Regions from separate parts of the Homo sapiens genome. Here region 2 is linked to region 1. A link is a contact called in ENCODE Hi-C or POLR2A ChIA-PET data. All regions are on one chromosome and are shown on one strand. The core of a region is the stretch at or near the end of the contact, and the rest is flanking DNA. Distances in the headings are between cores, read along the strand shown.

Region 1 (5,832 bases), core at 2,459-4,958:
ATTCAATTCTGAGGACAGTGCACTAGTTTAATCTGTGGGATATTCATGTGGACACAGGATATAACCTTGTCTTAGGGACTGAAAACAGCAGAGCCCCTATGTGAGAAAATAAAAGGATGGAGATTCCAACAAGTGAGAAGGTGAACAAATTAAGGCTCAAATATAGAAAGCCACTTCCTAAAGTCCCGATTTAGGATTAAGTATTATAATGTCCTCAAAGGAAAGAAAAGAAGATGTTTTGAAATGAATATTTTAATTCCAGGTAAAAGATGCTCAATTGTGAATGAAAATAAGCTCTTTGAGTAGCAGCTACAGCTAATGACCAGAGGGTGCACTACAGGTATATACAGGATAAGAAAATTTGAAAAGGGTGGTTGCCCTTACTTTGGTCATTTTAGCAATGCATTTTCATATATTATTGTTGTCAGTATTTTGTCATTGAAAATAACAGACGTAATACATAAAAAATAATTGATAAAAGTTGTGATGATCAAAATACCAATTTATCAAAAAACAGAATCTTGTTTGTACCATGCTTTAGTGCAAATCCAAAATGTCATAAACCAGCCCTATTAGCCACTCAATAAATGTTGAATGAATGAGCCAGAGAGTAAGACTCTTAACAACTATACAGCCAACTTAACAACCAAGATTTGCCTTACAACATAATAATATATAATTGTTAAATAAGGTGTTTTGCCCCATAGTAAAGCCCTTACAACAATATAAAACAAATACAATAATGACCACCTCTTTTTTATAAAATAAAAAAGTTATTATATAGTTATATGTTATAGAACATATATATAGTTATTATGTTCTTATTTTTTCCTTTCTAAATTTTATGATTTCCACCTGTAATATTGTTGTTCATAGTTCACTGTTACAGAGATGTCCCTCCCAACAACTTGGAAATAAGAACACAGTTGCCATCAGAGTTAAGTTCTGAAATCTATGCATAATAGATCAGTACACATCAGTACATTCAAAACATTGTGAAAATAAGATAAAATATATTTCATGTGAAAACTAACACAAGAACAGAAAAGCAAACACCGCATGTTCTCACTCATAAGTGGGAGTTGAACAATGAGAACACATGGACACAGGGAGGGGAACATCACACACGAGGCCTGTCAAGGGTTGAGGGGCTAGGGGATGGATAGTATTAGGAGAAATACCTAATGTAGTTGACGGGTTGATGAGTGCAGCAAACCACCATGACATGTGTATACCTATGTAACAAACCTGCACATTCTGTACATGTATCCCAGAACTTAAAGTATAATAAAAAAATTATTTCATGCTGAAAGGGCTTTGGTATAATCTGTTTTAATAGTCACTTATTTAATTTAAGAATTTTATAATAAAAAAGGTGGTTCTATTAAACCTTGGAAACATAAATAAATATCTCCAGAGGTTAGTATTGATAGTACTATTCCAGTAACGTCCCAAGAAAGCTGAGTTTTAGAAATTAGGCTTTCGACTTTTCTTAGAATTATTCTTTGTAAGATGATATTAACAGCTAACTCTGCTTGAGTGCTTACTCTGTGCCAATCACTGACTGTTCCAAGTATTTTGTATCTATTATTTAATCCTCATTGGAATTTAATCCTCATTAGATGGTATAATACCTATGAGGTAGGTATTATACTATCATTTTCTCATTTTACAGATAAGGAAACTAATTTTGTAATTTGCAGCCTCACGTGGTTATTAAGAAGCAGAGAGATGATTTCAATTAAGGAAGCCTGAATCCAGCACCTGTGCTCTCAGCCGCTACCTTGTACATTCATGTATTCATTCAACAAATGTGTACTGAATGCTCCTAGCTATGCCAGGCACTGTGCTAGATGCTGAGAATAGTAGAGCTCAAAACAAATACGCGTGCTCTCCTGGAGCTTACAATCTAGAGGCAGACAAAACTTAAAACAACAAATAAATGTAGAGCTACAGATTGAGACAAGTGTTACAAAAGAAAATTACAGAGTGCTCTGGAGTATACATCAGGGCCCCTTCTTAGATAAGAAGACTAGGAATGGTTTCTCTAAGAAAGTGATAATTAAGCTAAGATTAAATGGATTACTAAAAGTAAGCAGAGAATGGGGGTGGGAGAATGTGCCAGGCTTTGGTAAGAGCATGGCAAAGTGTTTCTAATCCCTTTGACAAGATCTCATAGGGAGATAAATATATCTCTCTTAGGCCAGTGCCATTAAAATAAATTTCTCTGTGTACCCTTATTCTGACTTCATATTTAATAAAATCTTATCAGTTGGCTTCATGTATAGTTTGACAATAAGAGGAGAATGCACTTATTATGTAGACTTTTAGTATACTGATTATTATGAGTCCTCTCCCCTTATAAATTAATAAATGTGCATTTATACCTATCTCCAGTACCTTCTCTTCTTGTTACCAAGCTTATAAGCAACTTCAGATCCTGAGCCTTCAAAGCAGAAGACCAGATCCTTAAATGGAATGACCTGGATTCCAGATTGAGCTCCCACCCAGCTCCAAGCTGCCTTTCCTTTAAATGCTTGTATTGGATCTCTCTTATTGGTGAAGTTTTATAAATATGCAATATTTGGTAAAGTGGGAAAAAAGACGAATTATTTTATATTAAAAAAAGAATAATAGATTTAGTGAGCACACAATCCATGATTATTCTGGTTAGTTTTACTGAAAAGAAAGTCTATCTGGGACAGAGTCTGAATGAAATAATGTTTTGAATATTTAGGGAATAAAACAGACACCATTCTTGTCTTAGCAGTCATGTGCTGAGTGAGTAATGCTGGTATTGTTTTACGAGATTGTTTTAGTATAAAACCGTAGTAAACTGTGCTGGAAAGTATTTCCCCACTACAAGCATGGAAACGAGACTTACTCATAATATTTATTTCTTCTCCAGAGTGCCTTTGCAGACCTGAAACATCTGAACTAACAAAAGGCCTCCAATTTATAATATAACACAGCTGCTCCGAGGATTGCGTGCGGGCATATGTGTGTGCATGATGGGAGGGGATTTCCTTGTATGTATTCATTTATGTGCCCTCTGGAGAAGGGGCAAGTTCAGTCCAACTGGAATTCTAAGTGCCTCTTACTGGGCATTTGTTATATGTAAAAAGCTGGCTCATGTCTAAAGTATCTTCCAGGCAGCGTGCAGCTGAGAGCCATATAAGAGAAGACTGTATATTGTTTAGGAACAGTGATGCTAATGGGTAGCATTTTCACAGCGAACAATTAGTTTTTCTACCACTGAAGAACAGTGTATTTATTATAAAGAAATGGGAATTATACAGAAACTGTCATCAGAAGATATGTTTCTATCATTATTTTCTATTATTAGTTATTCACAATCAGTAAGTTCACTTCCAACACATGTACTATACTTTTAACAGAGCAGAAACAATAAGGCTATCAGTATCACAGTTTAGTTCTTTCTTTATTCTTCACTTTTGTTCTTCCAAACTGTCAAAGCATGATTAATCTTGAATGTTACCAATTTAGAAAAAAATCTAGATATTCTAATAAATTGTTTTCTTCTTTTCTTTCCCATCTCTTTTCCAAACCTATTTATTCATTTAACTAACTGAACTTGACGCCAGGAATGCGGTGACAGGTGGATTAGTCTCTACCAGAGAACTCACAGTCTGGCTAGGGAGATGGGTGACTATATCAACAACTATGAGAGAGTGCAATAAGTGTTAGGCATGTTTAGAGCTCTTGGGAGAACAGAGTATGGGCACTTACAGGAGTTAGGCAATCATGGGGGCAGTCTGAGATGACCACCCCGCCCCACAAAGAGAGGACAGTGCTTGAACTAAGCAGTTGTTAACTGGGTAGATGTGAAGGCAGGGAGAGCAGCAGAGCTCACAGAAAACAGCCTACAAGATGTCAGGATCTGAGAGATACATGCCATGTCTTTTCTGGCCTAGTCTGTTTTTCCCTTGTACCTTTCCCTGAATGCCAAGTGCAAGTCATGAGACAAGGATTCAAAGAGGTGAAATAAAATCAGAGAACAAATTGGTATCGGTTTGCGTTCTGGAGGAAAGTGGCCAGTTGACAACAGACAGATATTTTACATGTTCTCCCCCAGTAACTAGTGAAATCACCCAGAAAATGGTGAAATGACTACATTCACATCAGAAACTAGGGAACCATCCAAATGCTAGAATTTCTGTTACTTACAGGGCAGAGGAGACATGTATGAAGAAGGCTGAGCAGGACTGGCTTGCAAATCACTTACCTTAGAAAGCAGAACCTTTCAAAAATTAACAAGAGATTTTGAACGTCATAGATACCATTATTTATCTAGTCTAGGACTTGGATAAGTAATGGACCACCCAATCAGAGGAAAATCTCGTTCTTTGAGGGCCTTTGGCAGAGGCTGCCTGCTCACCAGATTTCAGTGCTGTAGCTGCCTAGGGAGAGTGTAACGGGATTCAGGAGTAGCTATCCCATGAGGTCTGGGCCATAGATGGCTTTATCAAGTCACTGGCTGCTGGCAAGGGTGACATTGGAAAACTTTTGTCAAGGTCTAGGTCACTAACTGTTCAGAATGCTAAAACTGGGGGTTGATGAAGGCAGGTGAGGAACGATCTCCTGCAGGAGGCACATTTTCATTCGGTTCTCATAGTTTTTCATATACTGCACCAGGAATGGGGTACAGCCATAAATGATTTCGCACCGTTAGGTAAGTGTTGAGAGACACAGATGAAAAACTCTCCTGAAATGAGATGTACCTGCCAGGACTACCTACGGCCCCAGATCACTATGCACTCAATCTGGGCTACTGGATGAAGGAGTTAGAGATTAGGCTTCATTATGAAGACTCAAGTGAAGTATGGGAAAATATAAGGGGAATCCAGGCATCCTACTTATAGGGAGATGTATTAGGCCTTTAACAAAAGAATGAATGAACAGAAGAGACTCTTTCATCAAAAGTGGAAAAAATAGACCTTAAGAAAAATAAAAGTAAATTATTATAAAAAAAAGAAACAAAATTTTATTACGTGAGTAATAAGTATTCAAAATGTTAAAATTTCAGTTATAGTATATATATGTTTGTGTGCGTATGCTTGTGTGTGTGTACTTTTTGCTACTTAACATCCAGAACTTCTCCCCTCCCACACTTGGGGACTTGAGAAGAAGTCAAAATCCAGCCTTACATTAAAGAAGCTGACGGTTCCAGATCTCTTCCCCTTGCAGGCAAAGCCAGGTGGGCACGTGACCAGGATCAGCCAATGGGATGCTCCTGACCATGGCATTGACTCTTGAGTAAGTCAAGCCAAAGCAAAAAGGCACTGGAGAATACATTCACTGTCATGGTGCACAGCAGCAGCCGAGTCTGGAGCAGCAGTATTGGTGACAAGATGTCACCAGAGCCCATCTGCTCCTAGGCATGACTTTGACTAAACTGTTGTGCCTCCCACCTAGCTTTCCTTGGCTTTTACCCATTTTTTCAAGTTTTATTCTCTAGCCTTCCTGTTGATACTATAAACTTCACAACAGTCTTCTAGTAATTCCTTTTCAGCCTAAGTTAGGCAGAGCTGATATTAATTGGCAACACCTAATACAACACATACAGAAATGTTTTGTTTTTGTTTTTTGAGTCAGTGCCTCCCTCTCTTGCCCAGGCTGGTGCAGTGGCACAATCATAGCTCACTCTAGCCTCGAACTCCTGGGCTCAAGTGATCCTTCTGCCTCAGCCTCCAGAGTAGCTGGGACTACAGGAGCACACCACTATGCCCAGCTAATTTTTTTTTTAAATGTATAGATGTGGGTTTTGCTGTGTTGTCCAGGCTGGTCTTGAACTCCTGGGCTCTAGTGATC
Region 2 (6,304 bases), core at 776-3,275, 320 kb before region 1:
TTTAAACTGGGTTTCAGGAAGTGTATTTGACTCTAGGGATCATGTATATCTCTCTCGCTATCATTTGGTGTGTATTCGAATAATGGTGCTTTTGTGAGTGAGGTGCCATTTCGTTCAGGAAGCAGCTGGAACAATGAACAAGTGATTTTAGTGAACTGGCCTCTGTTCATAGGAGGCCTTGGTTTTCAGTGCTTAGGATGTCTGACATTATAGGCATCAAACTCTAAATCAAAGTAAGTCAGTAGTAAACCCTGCTGCTTTTCCTCTCTTGGCTTTTTTGTGGGCCGGGGGGTGGGGTGGGGTTTAATGAAATATATCAGAATGGATCTAATTTTATAACAAGTTTTCTGAGGGCTGTCTTGTTGTCCTCCTCCTATACTTACTCTTTTGCCTTGATCTGTTCTAGGAACTTTGAAACAAAATGCAATTCCAGAAACTTCTGAGCAGCAATCGTATGAGTTATTTTTTTCTGTCCAGTGAAGAGCAGTAATACGGCAGGGACATGGTCTTTGTTCAGATGATTTTACAGCCTGATTTAATCAGGCATTGGCTGGACTCTTTCAGATTCACCAGGCAGCAGGGTACAATGTGGAAACAGACTTTGGAGTCATAAGGCCACAGTTCACATCCCTGCTCCTCTGATTGCAGGATAAAGAGCCCTAGTCATGCTAGCTTCTCTCAGCTTCAGTTTCCTCTCATGTAATCATTCCTCACATGATGGTTATATGGATAAAATGATGGTTCATATACATGAGGCATACAGAGGTGCTCAGCAAGTGTAGTTTCCCATTTACTCTTCATTTATCTTCTTTCTATAGTGTGACCTCCTTTCTTATTTGTGACAATCATTTTTTGGCCAACTTTATTTTTATTTATTTATTTTTTTGAGAGAGAGCCTTGCTCTGTTGCCCAGGCTGGAGTGTAGTGGCATGATCTTGGTTCACTGCAATCTCCACCTCCTGGGTTCAAGCGATTCTCCTGTCTCAGCTTCCTGAGTAGCTGAGATTACAGGCGCCCGCCACCACGCCCAGCTAATTTTTGTATTTTAGTAGAGATGGGGTTTCACCATGTTGGTCAGGCTGGTCTTGAACTCTTGACCTCAAATGATCCACCTGCCTTGGCCTCCCAAAGTGCTGGGATTACAAGCCTGAGCCACTGTGCCCGGCCTCGGGCAACTTTGAAGAAAAAAGCATACTTTCAAGAAAGAGCCATACTGATTGAAATTTGAACTTGATACAGAACGTTGTTCCACACTGTTTTTTTCAGTATGATTTTGCAGGCTATTCAATTTTGTATGTATTTTAAGTAGGGGTTTGTGTGTTTGTGAGAGAAGGAGAGAAGGAGGAGAGGGAAAAAGGAGAACAAGGGGCATTTTTCCCTCATATAGTATAGTGTTTTCTCCTCAACACCATTTGGGATGTCATCATTGTTATCAACCTTGGGATTTTATCATATGAATAAAGCCCTTTATTCATATCATATGAATAAAGAATAAAGTACTAAGGCCTTTAGTATTATTTTCCAGAATGTTTAGTGTTACCATCGTCATACGCATTCCTCTTTCTGGTAAGTGGACCATTGTCCTTTCAACACTTCATTTACTTTGGGTGTTTGGTTTCCCTTATCTTCAATAGACTTTTTTGGTGTCTGAGAGACTTGGAGAATGGGCAAAGAGATTTAGTGCCTGTTACCTGAGGTCACCATTTCAAAGTCCACTGCAGCTGTTCCCATGTAATGACTCTTCTTAGTCCTTTCGTGAAGTGAGTTAGGCTAGTGCGGGTTTTCTAGACAGGGCATTTCCACATCCCGGTTTGCTGCTGTCATCTTTCAGCATTTCCAACAGCATCTTCTTATCTATATATCTTCTCTGTTACACAAGCTCCTATCAGCTGGTGAGGAATAGAAATACCTCTAAATGACTCATTTAATTAAAATGTTTAACACTGCCCAAAGGAGAAAGAGGTTCTATTTCATACAATCACTGGGGGAAATGTGTACTCTCGTAAATTCTCTGTGGGAAAGTAAATTGGTACAGTCACTCTGGAGGGTAATTCAACAGTATCTATTAAAATTATACACTTCTGCACATGCCCTGCTCCTGTCTTGGAATCTACATTAGAAAACCACTCACACATGAGCCCAAGGAGTGTATAAGGAATGTATAAAGATATTCATTGAAGCATTGGTTGCAAACCAAGAAGTACAAAATTTTGTGAATATCCAATAGTAGAAAGACTTAATGAATTCAGGAATGTGGACATGATTGAAATACTATTCAGTCATTTTATTTATTTCTTTTTTTTTTTTCTGAGACAGAGTCTCATTCTATTGCCCAGGCTGGAGTGTAGTGGCACGATCTTGTCTCACTGCAACCTCCACCTTCTGGGTTCCAGCAATTCTCCTGCCTCAGCCTCCCAAGTAGCTAGGATTATAGGTGTGTGCCTCCATGCCTGGTTAATTTCTGTATTTTTAGTAGAGACGGGGTTTCACCATGTTGTCCAGGCTGGTCTCAAACTCCTGACCTCAGGTGATCTGCCCATCTTGGCCTCCCAAAGTTCTGGGATTACAGCCATGAGCCACTGCGCCCGACCACTATTCAGTAGTTTTAAAATGAGGATGTCTACACAGCTATATATTACTCCAAGATATCGTATGGAGGAAAAAGAAAGCAAGACGCAAAATAGTACTTATGGGAAGATACCATTAAAATTCTAAAACAAGACTGTGTATTTTTAGGGAGAAGTATATGGTACATTAATGGAAATGGATAATGAAAGTCCTAGAACATACATTCTTAACATAGTTATATTGCCCCAAGAGGACAAAAATTGGGTTTTGGGAGATGAAAAAAATCCCTCCAGAGCTTATACCTCTATCCAACAAAATCTTATTCCTTAGTATTTAGTTTTTTCTCATTAGAAAAAATTTAAATGTAATTAATTTTTCTCCTTAAGGATCACTAATGAGAAAAAAATATGGCCAAGAAACACTGGTTTCTTGAGGGAGGCACATAGGCTCACCAGTCACCCTGCTTCAATTTACTAATTACCTGAGCCTGAGGGGAAGGTATCCACCCTCTTAGTGCCTCTATTTCCTTACCCACGGAATGAGCATAGCATTAATGAAGCCAACCTGATAGGGTTATTTTAAGGCGGAAATGAAATAATTTCTATAAAGCTCAGAATAGTGCCTGGCACATATTCTGGGCACATATTGCCCAGTGCATATTAGCAAGCATTGTTATTATTGCTCAGCAAGCCTTGTGGCAGGGCTGGGGGATACAAGAATAAATAAGAGAAATAAGTTTTGCCCTGCCAGAGTTTACAGATATAGTGGGAGATACACAGATAAAACAAAAAGTTACAACGCTTTGTCACCCATGCAGGAATGCACAAATACAGGAAGTATGGGTGCTCTGGGAGGAAAGTGGAGACCCAAGAAAAGATTTAGAGGATCAGGGAAGGCTTCTTGAAGGAAGACCACTAGGCTGAGGACAAATTAATATGAGTTATTTTGGTAAAGGAGAAGAAAAAGCATAGGTGAATGTCAAGTGTCCCAAGGTATGTGTGTGTGTGAGAGAGAGAGAGAGAGAGGGAGCAAAGCATTTAGAATTTTGTTTTGGATGGTTGCACTACAGTGGGGCATGAGATTGTAAACAGTGATGTCCCTAGAGCCACCTATACCAACTCACAGAAGCAGATTGTTAAATTTTCAGGAATTTCGCGAGCCAATTGACTTCATGCCAGCAGCTTGAAATCAGCCACATGGAATAGTTATACTGCAGAAATCGGCAAGTGCTAGAATTAGCATAAATGGGTTAGGTTATAAAGTTGGAGATTTTACAGGGTCTTTCAAACCGTATTAATGAATTTAACATTGATCTTAAAAGAAGTCTTTGTTAGCTTAATGGTCCCAGCCTTTGAAATAGACCTGGGTTCAAGTTCTGACTTTCGATAATAGTTTTATTGAGCAAGTTTATTAATTAACCTTAACCAGGGTAGTTGCATTATTCTCACCGTATTTTGGGAATAGTGGCAGCCTCTGATGGTTGGGGAACTAAGCCCACGGGGAAGGAGTCAGCTATACACTGGGACATTAGGTCATAGAGATAGATAGCTTCTTCTGGAGAGATGCAGACCATTGGGTCACTTGGTTCCCAGGATCCTTTGGCCAATGATGGGCCTCCTAATTATATGTCAATTCCTCACATGTAATTTGTACAGTGAAATTTAGTCCAAGGCTGACTTGCCCTTGCCCCGAAGCTTCTACTGATGTCTTCTCTCTTATTATCAGTTTTGCCCAAGTTCAAAGAAGGTAAAAATAATTTAGATATAGCATCTTCTTAGGCAAGCATAATAAGCAGCTCACTCAGTCACCTTAGCCTGGTATTGTCTGGCACATCAACTTGCTTTCTTTTCCAGTGAATTCAGGGACCTTGTAAAGATAAATCCACATTCAAGTGTGAAAGGCCTGAAAATCCTTTTCTAAGGCCAAAACAACAATTTTTTAGAAAAACTTTTGGTTTTGTTTGTTACTCTATTCATTGGGTAACAAAGAGCATTTTTCTAATCAAGGCTGCCTAATACTACATATAAACGAATTAATATGAACAAATAGCTTGTGATTGTTTCAAACAATAATAGGGAAGAAAGCTTGCATTGTCACGCCTGCTGGGATTGCTGTTTAGTTAGTTGAAAGATATGCCTTGTTTTTTGAAGTGGGGCAAGTTTGTATTCTCTGCTTTACCCCTGCCTTGACTCTGAGACAGATTTTTGTTTTCTCATGCTGAGAGAGCACCTAGCTCTTACAAAGCTAGGTGATGAATACTAAGACGAAACTGGACTAGCAGCAGCAAGAAGATGCCGTGTTTGTAACCGATTTATAATTCTGCTGGTCCAGACACTGAAAAAGAGTTTTCTTATCCAAAGGAAACTCCTGGGATGTATTTGCAGACAGGAACCTGTTCATCATTAGGTTGAGTTAATGTGTTCGTATCCTGTGGATATTGGGGGCATGGGGATGGGGTAGGAAACCAAACAAACTTGCAGCTCTCCAGAGCCATTTTCTGTTTCTAGCACTGTGTTAAGCATTACCCTGTGCTTGATCAGGTTACTGTGGATAGAAGTTGGATTAAAAGTTTCATTTTCATTGTTCATGAAAGAGTCAATAGTTCAGTACCAGAGTGAGCAGTTTGGCTTCTCTTAAACCTAGGATTATATTAGAGGCCAGAATAGGTATCTGAAAACCTAAAAGATATTCAGGTCTCACACCTGTGATTCCAGTAAGGCAAGAGTCTTCTTTATCAGTATTTTTCATGGTGTATCATTCTGTCTCTCATTTGTTACATGACCATTTTGTTATTTTTTAATTTTCATTTTTATATTTATTTGAATTTAAATTATTTTATTCTAAAATATTTTACTTTAAGTTCTGGGATACATGTGCAGAACATGCAGGTTTGTTACATAGGTATACATGTGCCATGGTAGTTTGCTGTACCTATCAACCCATCATCTAGGTTGGTTTTTTTTTTTTTTTTCTTGAGATGGAGTCTCACTCTGTTGCCCAGGCTGGAGTGCAATGTCGTGATCTTGGCTCGCCACAACCTCTGCCTCCTGAGTTCAAGCGATTCTCCTGCCTCAGCCTCCTGAGTAGCTGGGACTACAGGCGTGTGCCACCATGCCTGGCTAATTTTTATATTTTTAGTAGAGATGGGGTTTCACTATGTTGGCCAGGCTGGTCTTGAACTCCTGACTTAGTGATCCGCCCACCTTGGCCTGCCAAAGTGCTGAGATTACAGGTGTGAGCCAGCATGCCCGGCCCATCATCTAGGTTTTAAGCCCGCATACAATAGGTATTTGTTCTAATGCTCTCCCTCCCCTTTTCCCCCACTCCCAGACAGGCCCTGGTGTGTGATGTTCCCCTCCCTGTGTCCATGTGTTCTCATTGTTCATCTCCCACTTATGAGTGAGAATATGTGGTACTTGGTTTTCTGTTCCTGTGTTAGTTTGCTGAGAATGATGGTTTTCAGCTTCATCCATGTCTCTACAAAAGATGTGAACTTATTCTTTTTTATGGCTGCATAGTATTCCATGGTGTATATGTGCCATATCTTCTTTATCCAGTCTGTCATTGATGGGCATCTGGGTTGGTTCCAAGTCTTTGCTATTGTAAATATAGTGCTACAATAAACATGCGTGTGCATGTGTCTTCATAGTAGAAATGATTTATAATCCTTCGGGTATATACCCAGTAATGGGATTGCTGGGTCAGATGGTATTTCTGGTTCTACATCCTTGAGGAA

Evidence for each region. Hi-C counts contacts between places; a loop is a spot of excess contacts on that map. ChIA-PET counts read pairs that join two places held with the same protein, here RNA polymerase II (POLR2A). Pooled maps may share reads with other maps.
Region 2: a loop to region 1 is called in a pooled map, with 2.7 times the contacts of the local background. The contact joins two enhancer-like sites. A Hi-C loop is called at or near these places in 2 of 168 maps with a recorded cell type or tissue (A673 and dorsolateral prefrontal cortex) and 6 of 50 pooled maps. POLR2A ChIA-PET finds 5 or more read pairs at or near these places in 1 of 52 experiments (GM12878).

What each region holds. Positions count from the first base shown.
Region 1 is chr9:110,648,312-110,654,143 of GRCh38, reverse strand. No RefSeq gene overlaps it. Among named protein-coding and RNA genes, the nearest start is that of MUSK, 18 kb to the left of the region's middle. Within about 2 kb of position 3,708, at least 8 of the 41 ENCODE cell types and tissues checked have a DNase peak (open chromatin) inside an H3K27ac peak, as active enhancers do.
Region 2 is chr9:110,965,717-110,972,020 of GRCh38, reverse strand. The region is part of intron 4 of LPAR1 (lysophosphatidic acid receptor 1); the gene reads left to right. Among named protein-coding and RNA genes, the nearest start is that of LPAR1, 70 kb to the left of the region's middle. Within about 2 kb of position 2,025, at least 4 of the 41 ENCODE cell types and tissues checked have a DNase peak (open chromatin) inside an H3K27ac peak, as active enhancers do.